Linked DNA regions of Mus musculus: region 2 is linked to region 1. The links are chromatin contacts, found by Hi-C or POLR2A ChIA-PET in ENCODE. All regions are on one chromosome and are shown on one strand. The core of a region is the stretch at or near the end of the contact, and the rest is flanking DNA. Distances in the headings are between cores, read along the strand shown.

What was found. A loop is a pair of places that touch in the nucleus more often than their neighbours do. ChIA-PET counts read pairs that join two places held with the same protein, here RNA polymerase II (POLR2A).
Region 2: a map of T-helper 17 cell shows a loop between it and region 1 (2.4-fold over the local background). The contact joins the promoter of Cth here to the promoter of Zranb2 in region 1. A Hi-C loop is called at or near these places in 1 of 37 maps with a recorded cell type or tissue (T-helper 17 cell). POLR2A ChIA-PET finds 5 or more read pairs at or near these places in 1 of 5 experiments (embryonic stem cell).

Annotation. Positions count from the first base shown.
Region 1 is chr3:157,530,625-157,535,662 of GRCm38, reverse strand. Zranb2 (zinc finger, RAN-binding domain containing 2) reads right to left here and starts at 1,498. Exons shown (of 10, transcript NM_017381.3): 1 at 1,189-1,498. The coding sequence starts at 1,244. It overlaps 4930592C13Rik (RIKEN cDNA 4930592C13 gene), which reads left to right and starts at 1,573. Exons shown (of 2, transcript NR_152231.1): 1 at 1,573-1,653.
Region 2 is chr3:157,922,966-157,928,119 of GRCm38, reverse strand. Cth (cystathionase (cystathionine gamma-lyase)) reads left to right here and starts at 3,057. Exons shown (of 12, transcript NM_145953.2): 1 at 3,057-3,254. The coding sequence starts at 3,090. 1810013D15Rik (a long non-coding RNA gene) reads right to left here and starts at 2,912. Exons shown (of 6, transcript XR_867796.2): 1 at 2,774-2,912; 2 at 1,874-2,017; 3 at 1,095-1,331.

The sequences.
Region 1 (5,038 bases), core at 249-2,748:
TCTAAAACTAAAGAACAGAAAACAAAACCACAACCAACAGAAAAAAGTGTAACCTTATGACATTAACTAGTTAAGTTTTCACACACTTGCACTACTTTAGTATTTGTTAAAGCAGTTAGATACTCCAATTTAAAGCTTAAATAAGTAACGACAAAGAATCCACCACCCTATTAAAAAACAATGAATGAGATAAAATAGTGAAAGGAAGTGTAACACTAAACTGAATGGCTCCAGACAACTTTAAGGTCCCTTTTTCTGTTAAAAAAAAATACACACGTTCCAAGTAAAACTGAAAATATATTCTGAAAACTGTCTCCTTGATTTACATATTCAGTACAAATAACATTTAGTTTCTGCCGAGTTTAGGTGTACAGGACTTTGAATGAAGGGTCCTCCCAAAATATACATGGGTGCTTTCAGTAAGAACACAAGAGCACAGTTTTCTACGAGTCACACAGAAGGCAGAGAGGCTGGTGTCTTAATCTCTGAAGGGTTCCAAAGTGTCACACAGTTCCTGCAGTGACAGTCCAAGAGGATCTCGGTTCTAGTCTGCTGACTTGGTATGCTTAGCCTGATATCAGTCTGATACCAACCAAGTGGATCTGAGTGACATCATTTCCTTGCTCTCCACACACTGCCCATGTTATTTCGGTGTTAACTGTAGTCGAGCAATGTATTTTCTAGCAAAGGTACTTCAGGCTAGACGCTCTGCAGTAGACAGAAGAGTAAACCCGGGTTTCCTTCAGCTCTGACTCTGGCTTTCCAAGAACACGAGCTGGTACATCACTTTTCTTTAAAAATAGGGACACCTATTCAGAACGATCTCTGTGGCCATAAGCGGAGCACACCGGCTTCCCGGCCACGTACGTGCCCAGGCCTCCTGCCTCTCGGCAGGAGGATGAGAAAAGCCAAGTCACTGGGGACGGATCGCAGGCCCGAAAGCACGGCGGCCGCAGGGAGGGAGCGAGGGACGGAGGGAGGGAGGGACAGCGAGCGGCCCCGGCAGAGCTCGGAGCAGGGCCACTGAACCGTGAGCTCAGCTCCGCGCGGGGTCACGTGCGGGCCGCCCGCGACCGCTCAAGGCCGGCAGCGACCGCCCCGCCGTCCCCACAAAGGCCGCGACCCCGTCGCCGCCCTCACAGGGACCTCCCGGCCACCCCAGGTCCCACGGTATCCCGCCACGCTCACTTCTTGTCAGGGCAGATCCAGTCCCCGTCACTGACTCGGAAATTCTTGGTCGACATCTTGGACGCCAGCAGCAGTGCCGCCCGCAGCGACGTCCCCACCGGAGCCGCGGGGGCCTCGCGCCGGGCTGTCCTCGCGCCGCCGGACCCGCCCTTCCCTGGGGTGGGGGAGAACTCACACCGCCGGACCGCGAGCCTGGAGCAGCGGTGCGGAGACGACGCCCAGGAGCCAGCAGCCCGTCCTGAGGCTCTGCTTCGCTTCGGCCTTACCGAGCTCCTGAGCAGGCGTTGTGAGGACAGCCCGGCCCGGCGGCCATCGCAGCCGAGTTCTCCGCAGGCCGAAGGACCCTAGAGAAAGGCGCTTCCGTTTCCGGGGCGGGGCTAGGGCGCAGAGGCGGAAGTGACTCGGCGCGGCTCGATAGCCCACGGGCTTGCGCGTTGCCTAGGGTTTACTGGGGCGAGCAATAAGGTGGGAGGCTCGAGTCTTTGGAGAAGATACTTTATTTTTATTTTTGGACAGAGACTGAGGATTAAACCAGGTTGCCCCGGACATTACTGTTTCATACATACCACTTGGAACCTCTGTCAGGCTTCTGTAGGCCACGTCAAAAAGATAAACTTTTTTTCCTGTGAGAACATAGGGTCTCACTTTTAGCTCCACCTGGCTTGTGTAGTTAGGCTGCTTAGTATTTGGATGGAAAAGTCATATTAATGAAGGGAGATATCTCTCCTTCTTGGGCTGTTGCTTAAAAACTTAGCTTTAAAAATATTTAATATGTGTGAGAGATAAGCCCTGTACACAGAGGAGCCACCCCAAGGTTTTAGAAATAGGAAATAGTATTGATACAATTCTGACCCCAACTCACTACCTTTCCCCAGATTTAACACTGGCCCTTTGGGTTTATTCTCGTTCTTTATAAAAGATTTAGTTCATATACTGTATGCTTATTTTTTAAAGTGAGAAATGGTACAATTTACTGTGACAGAGGGTTGCTTTTAGTTCCGCGTAGTTTCTGAGTTTGCAGTTAGTTGCATGTAGCTCACTTTTATTTCAGTCATGCATATTCACAATTCTTTCTTGTGACAGTTAAGCCCCAAACCCTGCACTTTGTCACAACGTGCATTCAAGTATTCTTTTTAAAAGATTATTTATTTTATTTATAGGAGTACACTGTAGCTGTCTTCAGACACACCAGAAGAGAGCATCCGATCCCATTACAGATGGTTGTAAGCCACCATGTGGTTGCTGAGAACTGAACTCAGGACCTCTGGAAGAGCAATCACTGCTCTTAACCACTGAGCCATCTCTCTAGCTCCCCCCTCCCCCATGCAAATATTCTTGCAAATATTCTTACAGTTAACACCCAAATCTATGTTTTGGCATTGTTGATCAACTCTCGTGAACATTTGTGCACACGGGTTCTGGCATTTATATTTCTCGCATATAGCTCTTATCCAGGAGAAAAAAAAATCATTAAACTGCTTTGGTTTTAATGTCTAACACTTTTGATACTTATATTCATCTTGATCATCTCACTTGAAAGCTCTTGGATGTATTTTATTCTGATAATTGTCCACACCTTCCCAGTTATTTCATATTGTATAATCACTGATTTTTTCCTGGATTTTTATCTTGGGTAATGTGGAATTTTTATTTTCTTTTAGCAAGCAATCCTGGGGTTGGCATCACAGGCTCAGTCTTGCGTGTGAGTAATGGTTCTATATCAGTTGGCACCGCTGAGTATTAGCTGTGCTTTTATGTGTGTGGGTGTTTTGTCTACATGTATGTCTGTGCACCATATGTATGCTGGGTGCCCTCAGAGGCCAGGAGAAGGTGTGGATCCCCTGGAACTAGAGTTACAGATGGTTGTGAAATCAGCATGTGGGTGCTGGGAGTCAAACTCTGGACCTCTGGAAAAGCAGTCAGTGCTCTTAACCACTGAGCCAACTCTCCATCCCCTGCTATCTTGATCTTGCTATCTGTCCTTCACACAAACACGTGAATTGTTTTGGTATCTTAGCAGTACTTTTAATTGTAGTTCATTACATGAATCATATCCATCCTGCTTTGCTTGGTTGATACTTGAGCACAGAACTTGTATGGGTTCAGACTAGATTTGGAGGACATACCTCTCTGTCCATCTCTTTCTTAGATTCCTCTCACGTAGTCTGTCTTTCAGTGTTCCCTTTTCTTGGCCCTTTTGTGAGAAATACGAGGTTTCCCTTGGATTTTTAGCAGCTTGTCATAGCTAAAGCATTTGACTAGGGCCCTAACACAGGGTGAAGTGATGAGGGAAAGAGAAAGGTATGGGATGTTTCCCACCCCCACCCCCCACCATCCCCCTCCACACATGTAAGAGTACAGAGACTTCCTCTCCTTGTCATTATATGAAAGTATAGTTTCTCCTATACTTTCACTCTGGGTGGGAGGAGAGCTGTGAAATATTTTAAGTGTTTCTTTACAATCTGGTAGCGCACAGATGTGCATTTCCCCAGTTCATACGGTTGGAAAAATTGTTTTTAAATTAATTCAATTATTATTAATTGTGCTGTTACTACAGATTTACTAGCTAGTTGCCTGGCTAGCTACAAGAGAAAATAGCGGAAAAAAAAAAGCAACTATCAACAAACCCATACTATACCCATCCTACTAAGCTTTGGCTCTCTTTGGTAGTTTGCCCATAGATAAGGGTGTATTTTATCTAAGTTTTCCATACAGTTAGTGAAGAAAGACAGATAGCAGTGAACCTGTCCTGTCCTGTCCTCTGTTGCTGCAAGTCAGGGAAGTGTAAAATTAAAACCATAATGTATAAAACTATGACCCACCCATCAAAGTGAACAAAGAGTGCTATAGGGTGGCCAGAGTCCTTATTGATTGCAGGCAATGTGTCTTCATCTGCATGTGGGTTGATTTATGCTATTTTAATTTCATAACAGTGTGAATACGATACCCAGTGCATTTCAAAGTTTGAATTATGAATTTTTCATAATCTAATGATATTGGTATACTTAAGATTCTGGATAGTAACAGTGAGCTATCATGAGGGTGAAGGACCTATACTCTATAGTGTACTGTGTCACAAAGCTAATATGCTCAGTCAGTTATGTATATTCATTTTTTCAGCTTAAAATAGGTTTATTTTATGGGATTTTTAATCCAGTGAACTTTATGTAACCCTAGAACAAGTCAAGTAGCCTTTTATATTTGGAAAATACTTGTCAGACCCCACTAAATCTGAACAAATGCATGCATACATTATGACCCTGAAACTTCTCAGGGTGTTTCCTAAGCCCTGCAAATGTTTCTATTGAAGGTATGTACAACAGAGTTCATAACTTCATTACCCATGTTGCTTCCAGTTGTAAGTTTCCAGACTTTGTCAGTAGTAGCCAGAGCAAACTGATAACCACCTAGTCATTTAGTAAAATGCAATATACAATAGTAAGAATGACATTGAAACTGCATTGAACACCATGAGGGTCACCCACATTAAACTGAGAAATCCAGACACAAAGTAGAAAAGTCTGTATCATTCTATTTATGTTCAGTTTAATAATTTTAGAATTATTCTTGTACAGTGGTTACCAATGAGACTAGGGATTATGATCAGAGCTAGTAAAATGGCATGCAGTTATTGTAATAAAGGAACAACTGTAGTTAAAGCTTCCAGGAGAGTCAAGTCAATAGAAAATTCCTCTTCAGTGAGTCTAAGATAGAATAAGTACAACTTAAAATTATGATGCCAATAACCTCAACAGGTGAGTTTAAGGGCCACAGATGGCTTTTCAGGATGGGATATTCCTAGGGTAAAGAGTGATTGTGCTTCTCTTAGCATGAAAGAAAAATGCAACTA
Region 2 (5,154 bases), core at 1,808-4,307, 390 kb before region 1:
AGTTCACATCACCTTCTCTGTGAGGATGGCAAGAAGAGACTGAGGAAGGAAGTTCTGGAGTGGGGATTTTAGAGAGAATGACACTACCCGGTTCAGATCTGTCGTCCCATCACCTGAAGAGCCAATCAGGGATACTGCACTCAGAGTTAGCGTACTCTACACAACGGAACCTCCCCAACAAGTGAGGCAACTAGAAATTTATCGTGGACATTTTCTATTTCTTCTCTTTTATTCTTTGAGACAGGCTCTGATGTAGCCCAGGCCGGCCTGGAACTAACTCACCATGTAGCTACTTGAGGATGACGAACTCTAGATTCTCCCTGCAGCAGTACTGTGAGTGTTCTGTTACCTTCTCCATAACGAGCAGCAAAGCAAACCCTGCCAGCCAGCCAGCCCAGTGTCTCTCAGTGGTTGACTGTTTTTCAACTTCTTAGTGTCAAACTGTGCTATTTTACATTATTTCCTATTCTGCTTTTTTTTTTTTTTTTAAATTATAGATGGGGCTGGAGGTGGACTCAGATAAAAAAAAAAAAGTGCTTGCCTAACATGCAGGAAGCCATGAACTCTCCTGACCACATAAAACCAAGCATAGCAGCGTACACAGGAGGCAGGAGGGGCAGATATAAGACCATCCGCTGCTAGTTTGAGGCCAGCTTTGAGAAACAGGAGACCTTGTCTCAAAACACAAGACAAGAAGGAAAGAACATATGCCCTTCCTCAAACCCACACCCAAGAGGAATCCATGGGTTAGCAGTGTTATGATAATTTCATGATGGTGTTAACCGGTGCTCTAAAGAAAAAAAAAAATCAGCATTCAGAAGACATTCACTGTATTTAAAGTGGCCATCACTCATTTACTTTAAAAGTTTTTCTAGTTGGGTGCAGTAAAGATTGCCATGAGTTTAAGGTCTGCAAGGGCTACAGTATGAGACCATGTCTCAAAAGAAAAAAACCTTATTTTACTTTATATATATGAAATGTTAAGGAATTTATTTTTTCCTGAAGATCTGTGGTTTCTGCCACCACAGTTGTTTCAGATGTCAGATCAAACATAAAAGGCATGCAGCTCAGCATGTGCTCCTGGATTCACATACTCCTTTGCAGTTCTCTTTGCTGTCTTGGAAACAGGAGACTGTGTCTGTTTTCTTCAGTGCTTCTGCTCATTGGCCACTCTGTGCGTCTGTCATAGATCTAGCTAGTTGGACTCTGAAGGATGGGAAGTTAAGTGCTTTCCGTTATTCTAGCTGAGAGGTATGGAGTCACTCATGCTCAGCTTTGCACACAGGTCAGATGATGTCTGAGAGAGAAATTCCTGGGTGGAAGGGACATTCCTGTGAATAGAGAAATTTAAATCTTGGGCTGCCACCCCACAGCTTCCTCTAACTTTATCAGAAGCCTCTCATTTAGAAAGTCTGTATAAGGGCCACTTTTCAAAGACCTCTTTGTGACAGTTACACTAAATAAAATGTCCAGTGGGAAGATGGCTCAGTGGGTAAATGCTTGCCGCACAGCCTGACACCCTGTGTTCTATCTCCAGCATCTACCTTTGTGCTGCTGTGTATCTGTAATAGCAGCTCTCCTACTGTAGAAGACAGAGAATCCACTGAAGCTCCTGGGTGGTCTAGCCTGGGGTAAGCAGTGCAAAGACCCTGCGTCAACAGGGAGGTGGAAGACTGTCCTCTGACCTCTATGGGTGTGCCACACATTCCTCTGCACTCTCAAATACGATAAACAGACAAGTATACAAACAAATAGAAAACATCCATGTTTGTATAACCCAGGGCTTACCAACTGTACTTAGAACTGGACTCAGAACTGTTTCAGGCCCTTCTACTCCTCGGTGTTTTCTGTGATCTCATCAAAATGTACTTACGTCTTTAGAGATGGCTCAGGGAGCAAGAGCATTGCCCGCAGGAGCATTGGTTCCAGAGCACCAGGGCTTGGCTTTCTCTCCCACACGCAGATCACATCTGTTTCCAAATGCAGTTCCAGGGGAATCCAACAGCCTTTCTGACCTCTGTAGACATCAAGTATGCATGTGGTGCAATACACACACACACACACACACACACACACACACACACACAAACACATCGTTAAAATATACTCAGGCTGAGAACATACTTTAAAAGGAGAAATACTAATCAAGCAAGCATGGTAACCCGTTAGTGTTTCAGAGGCTACCCGCTTCCCCTGTGCCTCTGGCAGTGTACACTTGGTTCTGGAAGGTGATTGTGTCTGGAGCTAATTTGAAAAGCATACTGATTGTGTTTGCTCTTCGTAGCTTTTCCAAACCGTAGCTTTTAAAATCAGTTGTTTATTCCTTAACACCTTCCAAATTCGTTCAACAGTGTTTCAAAGTTTTAGGTTCGGGCTGGTGAGATGGCTCAACAGGTAAGAGCACCCGACTGCTCTTCTGAAGGTCCTGAGTTCAAATCCCGGCAACCACATGGTGGCTCACAACCATCCGTAACGAGATCTGACTCCCTCTTCTGGTGTGTCTGAAGACAGCTACAGTGTACTTACATATAATAATAAGTAAATATAAATAAATCTTAAAAAAAAAAAACAAAAAAAAAAACAAAGTTTTAGGTTCGACTTCCCAGGTACAGAAACTCCTTAAATTCCCCAGTTCTCGGACAAGGTGTAAAATTAGGTCAAAGCTACGTCTTTTTGGGAGCAAAGCTTGGGCCTTAAGGCCTGATCTTGGCCAGAGTAGAGACGCGGGCGCTGGTGGCACAGCTGTGGCGGTCCTCAGATCCGAGGGAAGCACCTGCCTGCGTGACCCTTGCCGGAACTCTGGGGCCACGCGAGGCTGCTGGAGGTTGCGTCCCTATCCTGCAGACAAAGGGGATCTCTGGGCTGAGTGCTGCACCTCAGTGCTGAGGTGTCCCACGTGGGCACTGCTCTGTGCCACTGGGAGGCGGGGCAGGAACGATCGGGGCAACACCTCCACTGCCGACCAATAAGCAGGGCCGCTGCCTAGGGACCAGCGATGATTGGTTGCGTCGGCCCCTCCCCACCCTGGATATAAGCGCCAAAGTCCAGAAGGTTTTAGCCAAAGCAACACCTCGCACTCCTGCCCCAGCATGCAGAAGGACGCCTCTTTGAGCGGCTTCCTGCCTAGTTTCCAGCATTTCGCCACTCAGGCCATCCACGTGGGACAAGAGCCTGAGCAATGGAATTCTCGTGCCGTGGTGCTGCCCATTTCGTTGGCCACCACATTTAAGCAGGACTTCCCGGGCCAGTCCTCGGTAAGCAGCCGGGCAGGGCTGGGCTGACTGTGGGAGCGCTCGGGACATGCGCTCTCTGCGATTTTCAGTTAAAAACCAGAACTGTAAGTTGTTGAATTCTGTAGCATCGAAGCTACCTGCAGCCAGTCCTACTTTGAAAAATGAAGGCTCTTGGGCTGGTGAAATGGCTCAGCAGTCGTGCTGACTAGTTTTATATCAACTTGACTCAAGCGAGAGAGGAGGGGACCTCGATTGAGACAATGCCTCCAGTAGATCAGGCTGCAAGCAGGCATTTTCTTAATTAGAGATTGATGGGGGAGGATAAGTCCATGGTGGGTGCCCCCCCCCCCCAGGCTAGTGGCCCTGCGTTCTATAAGAAGTTGGGTGAACGAGCCAGTAAGAAGCCACCTCTCCGTGGCCTCTGCATTAGTTCTTGCCTCCAGGTTCCTGTCCTAACTGCTTTCCATGGTGAACTGTTAAATGGAAGTAAAATAAAAAACTCTTTCCTCCCCAAGTTGGTTTGGGCATGGTGTTTATTACAGCAGGTATATAAAGGTGCTTGTCACCAGACCTGACTACTATAATTCAATCCCATAATCTATAGGATGGAAGGAGAGAACCAACTCCTGTAGTTGTTTTTTTTTTGTTGTTTGTTTGTTTGTTTTTGAGACAGGGTTTCTCAGTGTAGCCCTGGCTGTCCTGGAACTCACTTTGTAGACCAGGCTGGCCTCGAACTCAGAAATCCGCCTGCCTCTGCCTCCCAAGTGCTGGGATTAAAGGCATGAACCACCACCTTAGTTGTTCTTTGATGCACCCAAAGGCTTGCACTCTCCCTCTCTCTCCTTCTCTCCCCCCTCCCTCTCTTCTCTCTGTCCCCAGTCTCTTTCACCCACTCCGTCCCTCTCTCCCTGTCCTTCTCTTCCTCCCTCCCCCCTCAGTCTCTTTCTCTTTCTCCTCTCTCTCACACACTAAACAATGAAAATCCTAGAATTAAGATTAGTTTCAGTCGGTATGTTCAGTTAATAGCTAATGTGTATTTATGTACCAAGTGCGTACTTAAAATCTATGTGTGTTACATGTAGAGTCTCACTGAAGGTTAACAAGAAGGATCCTAGCCTGAACTAAGGTCTCAAGTGTTCAAACTGAGATAGCTGAGATAATAGGGTTATAAGATTTAATTTATCTTGAACCCCTCCCTTCTGCAACTGACTCCATGGTGCTGCACTGTAACTGAGCTATGTAATAGTTCAAGCCATTTCATCATCTAAGCCAGCAGTTCTCAACCTCTGGGCTGTGACCCCTTTGGGAGTGGAACAACCCTTTTCAGGGGTTACATGTATCAGGTATTTACATCACGATTCCTAATAGTAGCAAAATTACAGTTTCGAAGTAACAACAAAAATAATTAGTTGGGGGTCACTACACCATGAGGAACTGTATTAAAGGGTCACAGCATCAGGAAGATTGGCAACCATTGATCTAAGTAGTGTGGCTTTGTGATTAAGAGCACATGGGTTTTAATTCTTACATCAGCTTCTCTGACTGAGTAACCTGGAGGAAGCTATTTAACCCATCCAAGACTTGAGATGACCTTGTGTAAACTGGGATAATGATAGAACACACTACACAAGCTGTTACTGTTGTAACATTTCTAAATTTTGTAGTACACACTTAGGAGTACTTTGGTGTTTGCAGTCTTCCTGCCTTGTTATTTCCATTTGACCACAGCAGCTAAGTCATAGGGCAGGGGTTAAATCCTTTTATAAAAACGGAAACTGACCCAGACTCAACAAACACAAATGACCAAGTGACTGGTAAAGCCTGTAAGATGCAGCCTTGTGAATCTCATGGCATCTTCCTTTCTGGTGGCTTACTAAATGGGTCTTGGTATATTAAAAATGCCCCAGGTTCAGAGGACAGC